Linked DNA regions of Homo sapiens: region 1 is linked to region 2. Evidence: read pairs that join two places in POLR2A ChIA-PET (ENCODE). Cell type or tissue: MCF 10A. All regions are shown on one strand.

What was found. Peaks named below come from ENCODE experiments on the same cell type or tissue, not always from the same donor. Only the 100,000 strongest peaks of a DNase experiment are listed, where the experiment ranks them.
Region 1: POLR2A ChIA-PET joins it to region 2 with 10 read pairs; 2 of 35 experiments call an interaction of 5 or more read pairs at or near these places.

The regions. Positions count from the first base shown.
Region 1 is chr3:184,597,322-184,605,321 of GRCh38, reverse strand. No RefSeq gene overlaps it. Among named protein-coding and RNA genes, the nearest start is that of EPHB3, 40 kb to the right of the region's middle. RefSeq lists an enhancer at 976-1,708 and a silencer at 7,267-7,561. In MCF 10A, no CTCF peak of the experiment used is centred here; a DNase peak (open chromatin) is centred at 4,221.
Region 2 is chr3:184,763,657-184,771,656 of GRCh38, reverse strand. It overlaps LINC02069 (long intergenic non-protein coding RNA 2069), which reads left to right. Exons shown (of 3, transcript NR_110043.1): 2 at 6,188-6,337. Among named protein-coding and RNA genes, the nearest start is that of LINC02069, 5.5 kb to the left of the region's middle. In MCF 10A, no CTCF peak of the experiment used is centred here; DNase peaks (open chromatin) are centred at 4,916, 5,806 and 6,396.

The DNA.
Region 1 (8,000 bases), 170 kb after region 2:
CAGTCATCTCCCTTTTCTCTCCTTGGCATCTTCAACCCACCCTCCCCTCCACCCCAACTCTATGATTAAGCTCAAGTCGGTCCCACCATAGAATACCCACTCCTCTACACTACTCCCCATCCACCTCCCATTTTCTTTTACAGCGGAGCACCTCCTGACACTCCGTCCAACAATCGGAGGACCTCTGTTCGACCTCCCTCTACTGCCCACTCTCCACCTCTGGGCAACAGTGAAGACAGTCGCAGGCCCTTGACAGTGTGCACCCGGCTCTCCTAGGACTCTGTCCCGCGACGCACACCTCCCACAATTCTGTCCCCTTTCCATCCTCCAAGAGCCACCCGAGGGCTGGCTTTCCATCTTTTTGCTGACAGAGTGACTGAGCTTGGGAAGAAACTTGACCGTGTTCTCTCTTTTTCAGAGGAGGAAACTGAAGCTCCTACACGTCCCTAAGTAACTTCCCCAAGGCCACACAGCGGGTGAGCAGGAGAGCAAGAGTTGTCTTTTATCCAGGAATCAAGTGCTTCCGGAAGTTTCCCGCTCTCCGGAACTTCTTCCCTTCCACTCCACACTTTCTCAGCCTCCAGAAAAGCCCAGCCAGGTGCATATTAGCATAAAAACGTCCCGTCCCTAATTAGTAGCTATTTCCTCTTGGGTGGGTCAGAGCCCTCGGCCTGGGTCTCTGCCTTTAGCCCAGCCTCCCCACACTCTCCGCCCAGGGCCCGGGAGTCTCCGAGCACCTTCCCCAAGAGGGGGCGGGAGGCGCCCCCCAGGCCAGACCCCCCACCCACCCTCGCCCGGCCCCGCCGGGACGCGCCCCTCCGGCCCCAATCCCCGCTGCCTAGAGCACGCAGCGCGCGCCTCCGGAGCGTGGGAGGGTTTGATTGACCTTGGCAAGGGGCGGCAGCGCTCTCAAAGGCCTCGGCCCCTCGCGGTCGCCCCGGCGCGGGGGCTCCGGTTTCTGCAGCCACCATCTCGGTTTCTCGCCCAGCCAGGGCTCGGGGGAGGGGTGCTGGGATCGGCCCTGTCCGACCCCCGGCAGCAGCGCTGGGCTGCGGGAGACGAGATCTGATGAAAATGTCTCGGGGCTGTCCACCCTGTACCGTCAGCAAGCCCGGAGCACTGGGAGCCAGGGCTGGGAGGCGACGCGGGGCGGGGGCGCTGCAGCAGCAGCGAGGCCTCGGCACCGTCCTCCGCTCCCCGCGGCCCCCCTTCCGCCTGCACCGAGGGTCAGGCCGGCTCGGAGTGGGAGGGTGGAGCCCACCGACCTCTGCCTCTCAGAAAGAGTGGCCGCTGTGCCCTCCGTGGCCCAGGTCCGACTACTGAACGTTTCCAAGCCACCTACCTTGCTTCTACCCCTTACCCGCTGGGAGAAACCCCCACTTCCCCAAAGCTCTAGAGGCGAGACCCTGGGTTCCTAGTCCGCTTTGTGGTCCTTGGACAATTGCTTCCCCGTTTCCCCAAGTGTAAAACAGGACGTCAGGACCCTTTTCGTTTGGTTGTTGTGAGGATTCACAAAGCACCCGCCGCAGTGAGCCCAGGGTCCCACCCAGCATCAACCAAAGGTTTCAGGAGCTCTAGGATCGCCTTCCCCCTCAACCCATTGTTTGCAAATGTTGCCTATGTTTGCGTTTTTCTGCGAAAAGCCTTCACCCTTAGATAAGAGGGGTCAGCAATGGTGCGAGAGCTTCAAGTGTATTTGGAGGAGAAGGAGGTAGAATTTTGGAACACAGCTGTATCCTGGAAAAATCAGAGTCCAAGATTTTCCCCAGGAAAACAAAAAGTAAATGCCTTAATGAAAGAACACAATGTTTCAATATTGTTTAATAACGATTATTATGCCCATTTTATAGATGACAGAACTGAGGCTCAAATGACTCCCTGGAGATGGCAGAACTGTTTAAACCATGGAGTTAGTAGTTGAATCCAGCTCCTTTCATTCCAAACTGTGTGCTCTTTGCTGCTCTGCGCTGCCCTTGGACATGACTATTTTGTGCTATTTATAGTTTCTGAGCTTATCACTTTTTTCTTAATATTGGTGAATTTTTTTAAGGGACTCCAGCCTGTTCTAACTGCGCTCAGGGAGGATAAAGAGGAAAGTGTGTCTCTGCACTTGTGCCGGGCTTCAAAATACCAGGCACGGGGTGTTGGGGGAGTTGGGGATGGGTGGAGTGGCAGGGAAGGAGCCTCCAGGGAAGGCGAGGTTCCACCAGCTGGAGTGGAGGGTTCTAGGGAAGCCCCTGGGGATCTCCTCTGGCTCTAGCCATGGAGAGCCTTAAACACAGCTCTCCCACACCTCCCACACCCAGGATCCGGAGTCAGCCCTGCAGTGCCCAGCCACAGGCCTGCCCAACTCAGCGGGAAAGGATGCTTGGTCCGGAGGTGGCCCAGCAATAGGTCTGCTCCCCTGGGGGTATTTGCCTGGCAGCCAGGGTAGGACACACCTCTGGGAGGACAGACAGGCATTCAGAGGTTGAGACAGGGAGAGACAAAGGTGGGGAGGAAGCACTAGAATGAGAGGGATAGACAGGAACACAGAGAGGGAACAAGGGAGCTATTCAGAGAGTCAGAAAGAGAGGGGAGGCCGCCAGGGAGAGAGAAAAGACAGAGAAAGAGGGGCGAAAAGAGAGACAGGCAGGCAAGGGGGTGGTGGGCAAGAAGGGGAGGAGAGCAGGGGGAGAGAGAGGGAGGAGTGAGAAAGCTGGGCAGGAACAAGAGACAAAACAGAGATGAAGAAGAAACGGGAGAAAGGGGAGAGGGAGAGGTAAAAAAGAGAAGTGGAGAGGAGCAGAAAGGAGGAAGAGTAGAAAATGGGGGAGAGGGAGAGGAGAGAAGCCCAGGGGCAGGAAAGCAGAGGCAGCGCCAAGAGCTGGAGAGAGGGAAAGAGTGAGGGGCGACGAGGAGGACCGAGGGGCAACAAGGAGGATCGAGGGGCGGTGGGTGGGACCGTGTGCTAAGCCTTTTCTTTCTCCTTTTTGGGGTGGGCGGCGGATCTCCGCAGAGATAACCCAGTCAAGCCCCCTGCCCCCCGTCCCAGCGAGGGGCCGCAGCTGTATAAATACCGGGGGTGGGGGAGCTGGGCTGCCGCCCAGGGGTCAGCGACACCGGAGAAGGCTTTGCTGTCATTAGCTAATTGAGCCCCAGATGTTAAGAAAAGGTTACGTCCTCCTCCGGAGAGTTTTTCTTTTTAAACACTTTACACAGATTCCCCGGCCAAAATGGCCAGGAGGGGCCCGCCGCCCCCAGCCTCCCCTCCCGCCCCGCCCGCGGGCCCCAGCCCCGGGGCTCCCCGAAGCCGCCAGCCGCGGCTGCTGCCCCTGTAATCCAAGTGGCCTGCCCGGAGGTGCGGCCGCCAGGAGCGGCGGGGACCACCGGCGGCGGAGCCGGCCCCCGGCCCGGGCGGCAGACTGGGAGGTCAGCCCGGAGGGAGGGCGTTGGGGAGCGGGGTACCCCGGGGAGGGGGGCTCTCAGGCTCTTAATCCCCCTGAAGGTTGCAGATCAAAGGTGCTTGTACGAGGCCGAGGCGGGGCGGGTGGGTCGGGGGCCGGCTCGGGCCGCAGCCTTCCCCTTGCTCTGCGGGCTGGGGCTCCCGGGCCAAGGACCCCAGACCGACAGCCCTCGGGAGGTGGCTCCGGCTGCGGCGAGGACTGTGGGCCTCTCTGGCTCGGGTTCGCCTGCGGGAAGGTGGCCAAGGCGCCCCCACGGGCCTTCGTGGAACTTCCCCCTACCCGGGTCGAGGGAAGGGTGTAGGTGCCTGCCTCCCCCCACCCCAGAACAGAACGCTACAGTGCCAGGCACTTGACAGATATTCTTTCATTTAATCCTCACTGCGATCTAATGGGTTTTTAAAAAATTGTTATTATTATTAGCTCATAAACGAGGAAACAGGTTTCTAAGAGGTTAAAGCCGCTTGCCCAAGGACATACACCGCTAGAAAGTGACAGAGCTAGCATTCTACCAGGCTCAAAGCCCCGCCCTTCCCACCTGGCTACCCCCGCAGCCCCTCCACTCTTTCCTCTTCTCTCCCACCCTCTTCGTCTGTCCTCTCAGGCTCCTTCAGTTCCACAAGAACAACCCACCCACCTGTGGCCCTGGCGAGTGAGGCGGGGGTGGGGGGAGCAGGGCAGTGCCAAGGGTGCGGCCCATGTGGCAATAGCTACAGGCTAAATGTGAGGGATGGGGCTGGGCAAGCATGTGCCTGGGTTGAATCTGTGCTGAAAGAATGTTCGTATTCCCCCTCCCCAGAGGTGGGGCTCCCTGCTCAGAATAGAACCGAGCAAGTCAGAGCTAGAAGGGGCCTTCAAGACTGTGGGATCCAACCCTGTCTTTGAGATGAGGAAGCTGAGACAGGGAGAGGTAATGAGTCCTGCCCAAAGTCACACAGCCAGTTGGTGAGAGCAGGAATGAGAGGTCAGGTGATCAGTGAGTGCCTGTGTGGTGCCGGGCACTGGGATAGCTGCCACACTGCAAAGTGGGCACTATCTTCTCCATTCTAGAGATGTGGAAACTGAGGCTTAGAGAAGCTAAGTGTGCCCAGGGTCTCTCAGGTAGAAAGTGGAAGAGCTGGTTTTGAACCCAGATCTTTCTGACTCCAAAACGCCTTCCCTTTCCACCATCCCAAGAACACTGGGCTAAGGAGTAGAGATTGGTTGAGAGAGGGTCATGCACTGAACAACTCTAGAGACAGGAGGGAAAGGGGATGCAGGCTGAGGAGCATTCCATTCTGCAACCTGAGTAATCAGGTCCCTTCTCCACGGCCTCCTCGCTAAAATGGCCTAAATACTGAGGTCCTTCCAGAATCCCCTCTTGAGAGTATTGGTGGGAGGGGAGAAAGTGCTCTTCTGGGTTGCAAAAGTCTCCTGGGGTGGTGGCTCTTCTGGGTTGCAAAAGTCTGGAGATACAAGAGAGGGCTTCATCCACAGGCTTCCTCTGATTCCTGACCTGCAGGAGGCCACGGTTCAGCTCCAGGCAGGTGAAGGGGCCTTACAGCTTAGCTCCTTCATGCCAGAACCATACCTGGCTTCCCAGGGGCCACCAAGAGTGCAGTGTCCCTCCTCCCTGTCCCTATTGGATATGCCCTACCAGCCCGGCTCCATCCACAGACTCCTGAAGCTTCATCCTCATATTCCTCCCGCTTCGTAGTCCTGTCTACCTCTTCTTAGCTTCCTGCTGACTCCATTACACTCATTTATCCATAAGTGCATTCAACACAATTTATCAGGGGCCTGTACTATGTGTCAACACTGTGCCAGGCACTGGGGATACAGCTGAAAGCCAACTGTCCTTTTCGAGCTTGCAGCCCTGGGAGAGGGCAGAATTAACCAAGAAAATATGTGTGTAAGTGTCTAATAACAAATTGGTAAGCAGTGTGAAGGAAAGTACCCAGTGCTTTGAGAAGTTACATCAGTAAGGACACTGTGTGTATGGGATGATTATTGAGACTACAGAGGCTAAACATTACTATTACTAATAATTACCCAAAGAATGGGGCCAAGGCACCCCACTTGCAATCGTGCCCACACGCCATCTGTGATTCCATAGTGGATCTTCAGCCTTCCCCCAACGGTGGACTGCCCAGTCTGTCCTGGAGGGCCCAGCTGATATGGGCGAAAGTGGGGTGATCTGATGGTGGCCTCAATGCCAACAGTCCCCTCCATTTCCTGGGGCAGAGTTTGGGCTGGCCTGGTCCAGAGGTGGTAAGGAGGCCGAGGGAGAGGTTGTTCACCCAGGTAGCAGAACAGGGCCCAGGCTTGGGACTAGGAGGACTGGGTGCTGGGAGGGGGTGCAGCTAGAATGGGGGAAGGTGTCGTGCGCTCACCTTATGGGTATTTGGCATTGTCACTCAAGGAAAAATTACTCCCTGCTCTGCTTCCAACCAGATCCTCCCATCCACCCTCACACTGACACACATGCACTCTCTCTGGCCCTTGAGACAGGCCTGCCCAGTATGGTGAGCAGACCTTAGCGTGGGAATCAAACAGCCTTGGGCCTAAGTCCCACTCCAGCCAGTTCCTGACTGTGTGACCTCAGGCAAGGCTCCTGGTATCCCTGAGCCTCCTGTTCCTTTGTGTTCTTTGAGATGACATTAGCCTGTCATCTCCATGTGTGGCTGTAAGCATTCAATGAATCCTGGATAGAAAGCACCAAATACAGTACCTGGCCCATGGCTGGCCATTAATAAATGACAGCTGACACTCTGATTATATAACAGGATAATTAATATATAATGGTAATAAAAGAAACCTCATTCATGCCCTCTGGGCTCCCACCTGGTTCCCGAGCCTCTCTGGGAGGTCACTTCCACAGCCGACCTCTTGTGAAAGGGAGTTTTACAGATCTGTGAAAAATGTCTGGGCAGCCCCAGAACCTGTTGCGATAAAGGCAGGAGAGTCTGGGAGCCCCCCGTGTGTGCTGCTGGGCGTGCGGACAACGCCTCCTGATTTTGAACCCAAGGCCCTCTGAGCACAAGGCTAACATCTGTCCCACCATACTGGGTAGGGCCTGCTCCAGCTCTACAGTTTTCATAGGCTGGAGGTCTGGGCTAGAGAGGACTGGCCTAGCTGGGTCTTCTCAGCCAGCCAGGCACAGTCACAGCCACCACCACTGCTGCCGGTTCAGCCGCTGCAGGGCACAGAGCACACCTGGAACCCATTAGGCCCGGCCAGGAGCTTGTTCCCTCTCAGCATAAATAGAGTGAGTGGAGTTTGTTTTGACTACTTTAAATTGTGCAGATTTTAGAGCCTGAGAATTGGAACCCCCCAATGCCCTGATGGACAAACAGACCAAGAGACAGAGGGCTGAGGCAGCAGGAAGAGCCGAGTCCCGGCTAGTTCCTTGTCACCTTCCCTGCTTAGCTGGGCGTCTGGTCATGATCATCGCAGCCACTCTTCGTGGAGTGTGTGCTGCGCGCATGATGCTTGCTCGTGGGCCTTATCTTCCCAGCAACTATGCAAGGTAGAAATTACGGTCACTGACTTCCAGATGAGGAGGGGCAAGGACTTGCCCAAGGTCATTTGGCCTGTAAGTGGCAGGTCTGGATTCCATACCAGACGTGCCTGATGCCAAGGCCAGTGGGGGTCTTTCCAAGGGACCACCAAAGTGGGGTGGGGGAAAGAGCTCTGGGTCACTGTCAGAAACACAAGGCACACAGAGCTGATGTTGCTCAGACCCCGACCCCAGCCCAGAGGACGGGAGTCAACGTCTGTGCTGGGCTCCTTCTCAACCAAGTTGCCAGCGCCTGACCCCAACCGCCCCAGGCAGTGATGCCCCCCAGGTCAGGGTCAGGTTGACCTTGGCAGGAGGGAGAGCCTGCGGGCCCTGGGCGGCTGCCAAGACCTCTTGAAATGAAAGGGAACCTTGTCCTGTCCCACACAGGGCTCATTCTCTGAGCACTCTCAAGCCAGCCCAGCCCTGTGGACCAAGGCCCGATCCCTCTGTGCCAGCTATTCATAGACTCACGGAAGAGCATCCGTTGCCAGGGGCAGGGCCCTGAGAAGTCCCCGAGCCCAGCCCCCAAAGTTTACACTTGTGGAAACTGAGGCCCAGGGAGAGGAGGGACTCCCTCAAGGCCACACGATGAGTTAATGGCAGAGCAGAGACTCAAATCCCATCCCTGGCTTCCTAGGCCTGGGCCTTTTCCCCAGGATCCTGGGCCTCACCCCAAACAGGCAGCCCTGCCCCACCCCCTCCCTCATGGAGACATCCACAGCTATGCTCCCTGACCCCCTCTTCACTCCCACAGAGGGACCAGCAATAAATGCTTGTTGGAGTCTCCACTTTGAACTCTTCAATCATCCCAGCTACCCCAGCAAGAGGGGGCTGCCTTGGGAGGTCATGAGTACCCATCCCCGGGAGTGGCCAAGCAGAGTCTGGGTGCCATCTGTCATGGGGGTTGGAGAGGGGCTTTCTGCCCCTGGGAGAGGAGTGGGGATGCCACTGTCAGAGAAATGGTCTCTCTGGACCTTTCCAGCTGGCCTGACTGGGCTCCTCAGAGCCCTGGGGCA
Region 2 (8,000 bases):
CCTCCCCAGCCCTGTGTAGTCATGCTGGAGGACAGCGATGGTTTACAGCAGCCGTCAGCCACCACAGCCACCGGCCCCCTCCCAGCGTGCGCTCCGCCCCGGAGGAAGCTCAGCGCAGTCGCTGGAGACCTCCGTGCAAATCAGTGCCTATGCCTCCCAAGACAAGTTTGCAGTCCTGGGAAGTTTAGGAAAAACAACCCTGCTGTCAGTGTGGCTTCTCACAGCTGGAGGGGTCAAGTTATCAACACAGTATAAACCCAGGCCAGCAGAACCTTGTCCCACCCGGGGCCCCAGACGCCCTCTGGGAAGCAAAGAGTTTGAAAATGTCTTAAGCTTTTCCAGTTTGTTTATTTTCCGATGTTTAATGATATTGTCCATGCAAGGAACAGAACCCCAGCTCCTGCTAACAATTAAAGAGGTTTTCTAATTTAGGAGAGAATGTGATTTTTTCAAAAAGGGAGAAAACTTGCACAGGAAGTAAAGCAAATACTCCACATTGAGAACATGCATGCAGAAAAGCCTAGCGTCAAGAAGACCCTGACTGCCTGGTGAACATATGGAATGAAAACTGTTCAGGGCGGCTGACCCAACGAGGAGGCAACATCGGAGGAGGCTGGCAAACGTCTGCTGGACCTTACTGCACCGCTGCCACCACCAGACTGTTTCATGACTGTGGCTTGTATCTGTGACCCCAGACCTCACCATCCATAGGTCCAGATGGGCTCCCATCGGTGAAATGACCAGAATTCACTGTGCTTGTTTCTGTCTGCTGTAGGCTTACTCTGACTTGGAGGACCTCTTGGGAGTGCCCCGCGTGTGTTCGTGAACAGGACTGTCAGCGAGAGTCCCTCTCCCCACGCGGCTCTGCGCTGATGTCGTGCTGCCACAGTCACTCCAGGGTCACCTCGTTTGCTGGCCTGCCCTGTGGGAACGCTGCCACCCATACCCAGGGCGTTGCCTTTTGAAGACCCCAAAACTGCAGTGCCTGAGGCTCCAGAACAGGGCTGTTGGCCTCATGCCCTCAGCACACAGGAGCCTCCCTGTGTCCTGGGGTGTCCTCTCCACTCTGTCATATGCTGTCAACTGGACACCCTAGAGGACTGACCTCCCTGAGTCTCGCAGGGTAGTGAGGTGGGATGGGGGGTGAGGTATGTTTCTCTCTACTTCCCTTTCCTTCCATCCACTGCCAGTAGACATTTGTGCCCCACACTTTTCCAAACCCAGCAGACTAGGAAACGGTTGAGGCTAAAATTAGGATCCCTACTCCGTGTCCTCAGACCAGTGGTTCCCCACCTTGGCTGCGTATTAGAATCACCTAGGGAACTTTAAAAAAACTCTATTTCCTAGGCCATACCTCGAACCATGAAATCAGAATCTTTGGGCATCAGTAATTTTTAAGTCTCCCTGGGCAATTTCAACGTGCAGCCAAGGTTGAGAACCACTGCCTTAGAGGAAGGAAAGGAAGGAGGCAAGGAAGGGAGGAAGTAGGGGTGGTGGGAGGGAGGACAAGGCCAAAACTGGAAGCCCTTTCCCTGTGATGGAAGAAAACTGACGTGAGCCAGACCTGGTGCCACACCCCGGGACACACACCGAGAAAACCCAGTGAATCTTCTGCCAAGCCTGCCGGTGACTCGGGGTGCTGTTGTCAGTATCTTTTTTCAGCTGAGTCAACACATCGGGAGAGCCGAAGAAGACAAACACAGGGCGACTCGCCGCTGATGACTTTCCACTTCATACCTGGTGGCATCCGAGATGCCCAAAGGGAGGAGGCCTTGTCAGTGGCGACAGCGGAGACAGACAGAACCCTACACTTGATGGGATGTCGGGAGAGCGTCCAGTCTAGCCCTGTGTAGATTTCTGAACTACCCAAGACTGCTGGCCATCTGTCCCAAGAACAGGTGTGACCAGGAACCAGCCTCTGTTAGCTAGGAACACAGAGTCTGTTCATTCATTCATTCGTTCACTCACGCATTCGCCTAATCACAGCTCAGCATGGCAGAGCCGTGAGTAGGGGCCCTCAGATACCACATGCAGCTCGGCGCTTCCCAAGCTTTGTTTTTAGTTGAGGAATGCTGGGTTTAAGTGAAACCGTATGGAGGCATAAACAAATACAAGAGAGCCGCTCCAGCTAAAGCAGGGGAGGGGGCCCTGCGCCCGGCCCACTTGCCTCCCTTCCACTAAGGGGGCTTCACCAGATTCTCCTGTTTCAAGGAGAAATAGAGTTTGGAAACCTCTCATTTTATAAACGAGGACACTGAGGCACAAAGCAGGGTAGTTGGTGCCTTGCCTAAAGTCATACAGATTTCATGTAACAAATTGTGCTGGCTAGGTATGGGAGGATGCAGAGCTCACAGCACAGATGAATACCTCCATCGCAAAGGCTGAACCAAATGCCCCGTTAAATCAAGAGATCTGCCTCTCTCAGCTTTGTTTTCTGAAGAAATCCCTTCCCAGGGTTCTTCCCCAGCATGCGGCACTCAGGGAGAACCACAACCTTGTCCTCTAGGGCCCAGCAGGTGTAATGTTCAGTGGGCATGCGCTGGTGCAGCATACTGCCAGCATCCACGCCGGTGTCCTGGGGGTTTACCTGATTGTTAACTATTTTAAAGATCACACTTGGATCCCACTACCAATGTTTCCAAAGTACAAGTAAGAGCCGGACGCGGTGGCTTATGCCTGTAATCCCAGCACTCTGGGAGGCCAAGATGGGCAGATCATTTGAGGTCAGAAGTTCGAGACCAGCCTGGCCAACATGGTGAAACCCCGTCTCTACTAAAAATACAAAAATCAGCTGGATGTGATGGCAGGTGCCTGTAGTCCCAGCTACTCAAGAGGCTGAGGCAGGAGAATCACTTGAACCCGGGAGGTGGAGGTTGCCGTGAGCCAAGATAACACCACTGCACTCCAGCCTGGGCAATAGAGCGAGACTCCTTCTCAAAAAAATAAAAATAAAAGCAAAATGTGACTAAGAATCAGACAGTAACAGAAAATATCAGTAACAAAAGAGTCCACACCTGCCTTTCTCATTGCTATTATTTGATACCAGAACTACCTGAAATCTTTCAGAAAGAGGGAAGAGCATTCTTTTCCTGGGAGCTTTCTAGGTGCAGACTTCCGCTCATAGCTGACAGTGCACAATGGGCAAAGAGTGACCAGGCTGACTTCTTCTTCTTCTTCTTTTTTTTTTGAGATGGAGTTTTGCTCTTGTCGCCCAGGCTGGAGTGCAGTGGTGTGATCTTAGCTCACTGTAACCCACGCTTCCCGAGTTCAAGCGATTCTCCTGCCTCAGCCTCCCAAATAGCTGGGATTACAGGCACCCGCCAACACGCCCAGCTAATTTTTGTATTTTTAGCACAGACGGGGATTCACCATGTTGGCCAGGCTGGTCTCGAACTCCTGATCTCAGGTGATCCTCCTCAGCCTCCCAAAGTGTTGGGCTTACAGGCGTGAAACACCGCGCCTGGCCTATGCTGTCTTCTGGAGATGGACTGAAGGCCACACCAGGCCTCGGGACACAGCCTGAGGGCTTCAACCCCTGGGAAGGGATTTCTTCAGAAAACAAAGCTGAAAGAGGCAGGTCTCCTGATTTAACGGGGCATTTGGTTCAGCCTTTGCGATGGAGGTATTCACCTGTGCTGTGAGCTCTGCATCCTCCCCTACCTAACCAGCACAATTTGTTACATGAAATCTGTATGACTTTAGGCAAGGCACCAACCACCCTGCTTTGTGCCTCAGTGTCCTCGTTTATAAAATGAGAGGTTTCCAAACTCTATTTCTCCTTGAAACAGGAGAATCTGGTGAAGCCCCCTTAGTGGAAGGGAGTTCCATCCCTGCCCCTTCCACTTGCTGACAGTCTGCATGTGGCGGGGGCACGCGTTTCTCTAATCCACAGTGTACGTGTAGTGGGTGCTGTCCCCCCCAGGAACCACCCTTGGCTGAAGGGAGCCGTCTTGCCTGGGTTTCCCCCTCCCAGAGGGCACAAGGATCCCATCGCCTCAATGGGGGCACATCTTAAAAGGGCCACCCAAGCTTCAGCACACCAGCCTCGCTGCCGTTCAGCCTTTCCTGTGCCAGCCTGCCTTCATGACTCCCCAGCGGGGCTGCTCCGTGAGTGCTCCCAGTTACCCTGCATGCCGACAGCCCATGAGTGCTCCCAGTTACCCCGCACACCCAGAGCCTGCGTTTTGAGAACCTGGCCCAAAGCAGTACTCAACCACAAAACAGGGGCAGATTCCTACCTCTCGGCTACGGTGAGGGTTAAGTGAGCACACTGCTCACATGAAATTTCCTCTCCAACGCAGCGCCTGGACTATAGTAAATGAGCCATACATACTTGTTCATTTCCTCCCTCTCTCCATTCTTTCTTCCCCCAAGTGTGTTTATAGTCTTTATTGTGAGTGTTCTCTATCCTTGGAGAGAGACATCTGGCTCTCTGTTCATTGGCAGAACTGAAGTGATTGACACACTCTAAACCTAGTAAGTGTCTCATCCCTTTCTGACATACAATTGTTTATGTAGCTGTGCTCACTCCTCATACCAACACACACACACGCACACACACACACACGTACAGACACACACACGCACACACATGCCCACAAGTGGTATTGCCGAATCCTGCAGTCTTTGTAGTTTCACAAACATCCAAATCTTGACACCACTGCCACAACACACAGAGAACTGCTTGTGTGGAGACCTGTATGCCAGGTGCTGTGAGACATCCCAGGAGGGAGAAGCTCATTTTCCAATGATGGAATCAAGGAGGGCTTCATGAGAGAGGTGACATTTGTCATGGGCTTTGAAGGCTGCATAGAAATCCAGCAGGCAGAGGGGTGGGAGTGGCTTTCCAAGCCAAGGGAACTGTGGAGTTGGGAAAACACAAAGCATGTCTAGGCAAATCCTCCAGTCTAACTGAAGATAAAGCTTCAAGAGGAGGATGAGAGGGAGGAGCCAAGGGTGGGAAGGTAGTTTGTGACTTGACTGGGTGGGGCCTTGAGTGCCAAGCTGAGGCCAGAAGTAATGAGATTCTACTGACAATTTCTGAGAGGTGGAGGGAGAGCTTTTGGAAGGTCAGTCATGGAGATGATTGAATGAAAAAGATACTGAGGTCAGGCCAGACGCGGTGCCTCATGCCTGTAATCCCAGCACTTTGGGAGGCCAAGGTGGGTGGATCATATGAGGTGAGGAGTTCGAGACCAGCCTGGCCAACATGACAAAACCTTGTCTCTACTAAAAATAGAAAAGGTAACTGAGAGTGGTGGCACACACCTGTAGTCCCAGCTATTCGGGAGGCTGAGCTAGGAGAATCGCTTGAACCCAGGAGGCAGAAGTTCTAGTGAGCCGAGATCACGGTGCTGCACTCCATCCTGGGAGACAGAGCAAGACTCCATCTCAAAAAAAAAAAAAAAAAAAAAAAAAAAGGAAAGATACTGAGGTCAGAAAAACAGTGAGGAGGCCGTGGTAACAGACAGAGCTAGCAAGGACCCCCCTCCTGGAGAGGGGATTGGTAGACCAGGAGAACAGGAGGAGTCTCAGGATAAGAATGTGAGCATCCACCCCTTCCAGATCACCACTACCACGAAAACCTTCAGGGGCAGCTGTGCACATACCCCCAGCTCATCATCTGAGAACGGGTGCCAAGTGAACTCCATCTCCAGAAATTGTTTGGGGAAGTGAAAGAGGAAACCGAACTCAAAATAAGGGTGCCTGACTCACTGTCTCTCAGTGACCATGTGCAGAAAAATCCTCTGAGCCTGCCACCAGCCACCTCCTCTGTCCACACCTTACTTCACAGGAATTCAGACACCAAGAGGGAGTCCCACACACGAAACACCTGGAGACGTGAAGAAACAGACTCAGCCCTACCTCCCTCCTCCCTCGCTGCGAGGTCTTGGGCAATCACTGACATATTTCCGGGCCTCAGTTTTCTCATCTATAAAATGATAATAATAACCAGCACTACCCATTTGTGGGACTTTTATGAGATCAAATAGCCCAATAAACTCGAAAATGCTTAAAGCTCTTTGGAAGAAATGCAAGTGTAATTGTTGAAGTTGTTATGTCATTGGATATTACTATCGCCACTACCGCTATAAACTTGCATATCTCTTTTCTCTGAAGAGGTCAAATGCTGTTCATGGTGTTCTTCTTTCATGAATAATTTCCAAACACCTCCTCTTGTTTACAGGTGGGCCCTACACGAGAAGGTTCCACAGATACTGCCTGCCTAAAGTGGATCTTGAGTCAGATCCTACGAAAGCCAGAAGGAGGGCATGGCTGAGAGTACCTCGGAGAGGCAGAAAAAGGGGAGCTGACTCAACACTGCTCTGTTGGGAAGGTGCGGTGTCCCGGGGAGGGAAAGGCAGGTGACTCAAGGTGAAACTTTCTGGACACAGAGGAGCTGGGATCTCTCATCCAATTCATGCAAATCCTTGGCTGCCTCAACCCAGATCCCACCCCTCCCCATACGAGGCTACCTTCTGGTCTCACTGCCTTGAAATCTAACAGTGCAGCCAACGTGACTCACCAACCATGTGGCTTGCAAACATCACTAAGCTTGTCTCATTTTCCTCATCTGTAAAATGGTTTAATAATCTCTGAGCTGCCTGCCTTCCAGGGCTGATGTGGGGAGGAGGAACCCATGGGCTGAGGATGTAAGAATGCTTTGGTGACTATGAGGTGTTGTATCAAGGTAAAGGGTTGTTGAGGGAATGTTTTAAGATGATTTCTGGGTCAGGCGCGGTGGCTCACACCTGTAATTCCAGAACTTTGGGAGGCCAAGGCAGGTAGATCACCTGAGGTCAGGGGTTCGAGACCAGCCTGGCCAACATGGTGAAACCCTGTCTCTACTAAAAATACAAAAAATTAGCCAGGCGTGGTGGCAGGCACCTATGATCCCAGCTACTCGGCAAGCTGAAGCAGGAGAATTCCTTGAACCCGAGAGGCAGAGGTTGCAGTGAGCCAAGATCGCGCCATTGCAATCCAGCCTGGGCAACAGAGTGAGACTCCGTCTCAAAAAAAAAAAAAAATGACTTCTGGCTTGAGGGTGGTGGTGGTGGTGGCGACTGGAGGCTGCTCTGGAGTGGTTAGGGGAGATGTTGGGGGAATCCCAGGAAGCCAGACCCAAAGTTCCAAAGTAGGGAGAATTCTCTTGAACATAGGTTTAAAGTATCTCTTAGTATTCTGGTACAAAGTTCCTTCTTCCCCCAAAAAGCAAATCACAAGACCAGGACAATGTGTGGGGATCACGATCTTCCGGCAGCCCACAGCTTGGCTGTTGCACTCTTCCTGAATGCCTCTGGACTTTCTAGACAGAGGCACGGAGCTGGTCTGGGACAGTCCCTCCAACCAGACTCTGATCACACCCCCAAACTCAAGCCCACCAGGCTGACTGATGTTGACTTCTACCAGTTGAAGGCCATCCTTAGCCACACTTTCCCTCCTTGGTGTAGTGGCCATAGACTCCGGAACTAGACTGTCTGGGTTCAAACCCCAGGTTTACTAATAGCCAGCCATGTGTGCTCTTGGGCAGGTTATTAACCCTTCTGGGCCTTCACTTCCCCATCTGTATTTGTGGCTAATAGGGCCCATCTCATAGCCTTGTTTTAAGAGTTAAATGTATTAACAAAGTGTTTAGCACAGTGCTTGCCACTAAATAAGCACTATTTCTGTACTGGCTCCTTCTGCCAAGATTGAGCTGAAGGTCTGTTTTTTGTTTTTGTTTTTGTTTTTGTTTTTGTTTGAGATGGAGTCTCGCTTTGTCACCAGGCTGGAGTGCAGTGACGTGATCTCGACTCACTGCAACCTCCACCTCCTGGGTTCAAGCGATTCCCCTGCCTCAGCCTCCTGAGTAGCTGGGACTACAGGCACGCATCACCACGCCCAGCTAATTTTTTTGTATTTCAGTAGAGACAGAGTTTCACCATGTTGTCCAGGATGGTCTTGATCTCTTGACCTCATGATCCACCTGCCTTGGCCTCCCAAAGCGCTGGGATTACAGG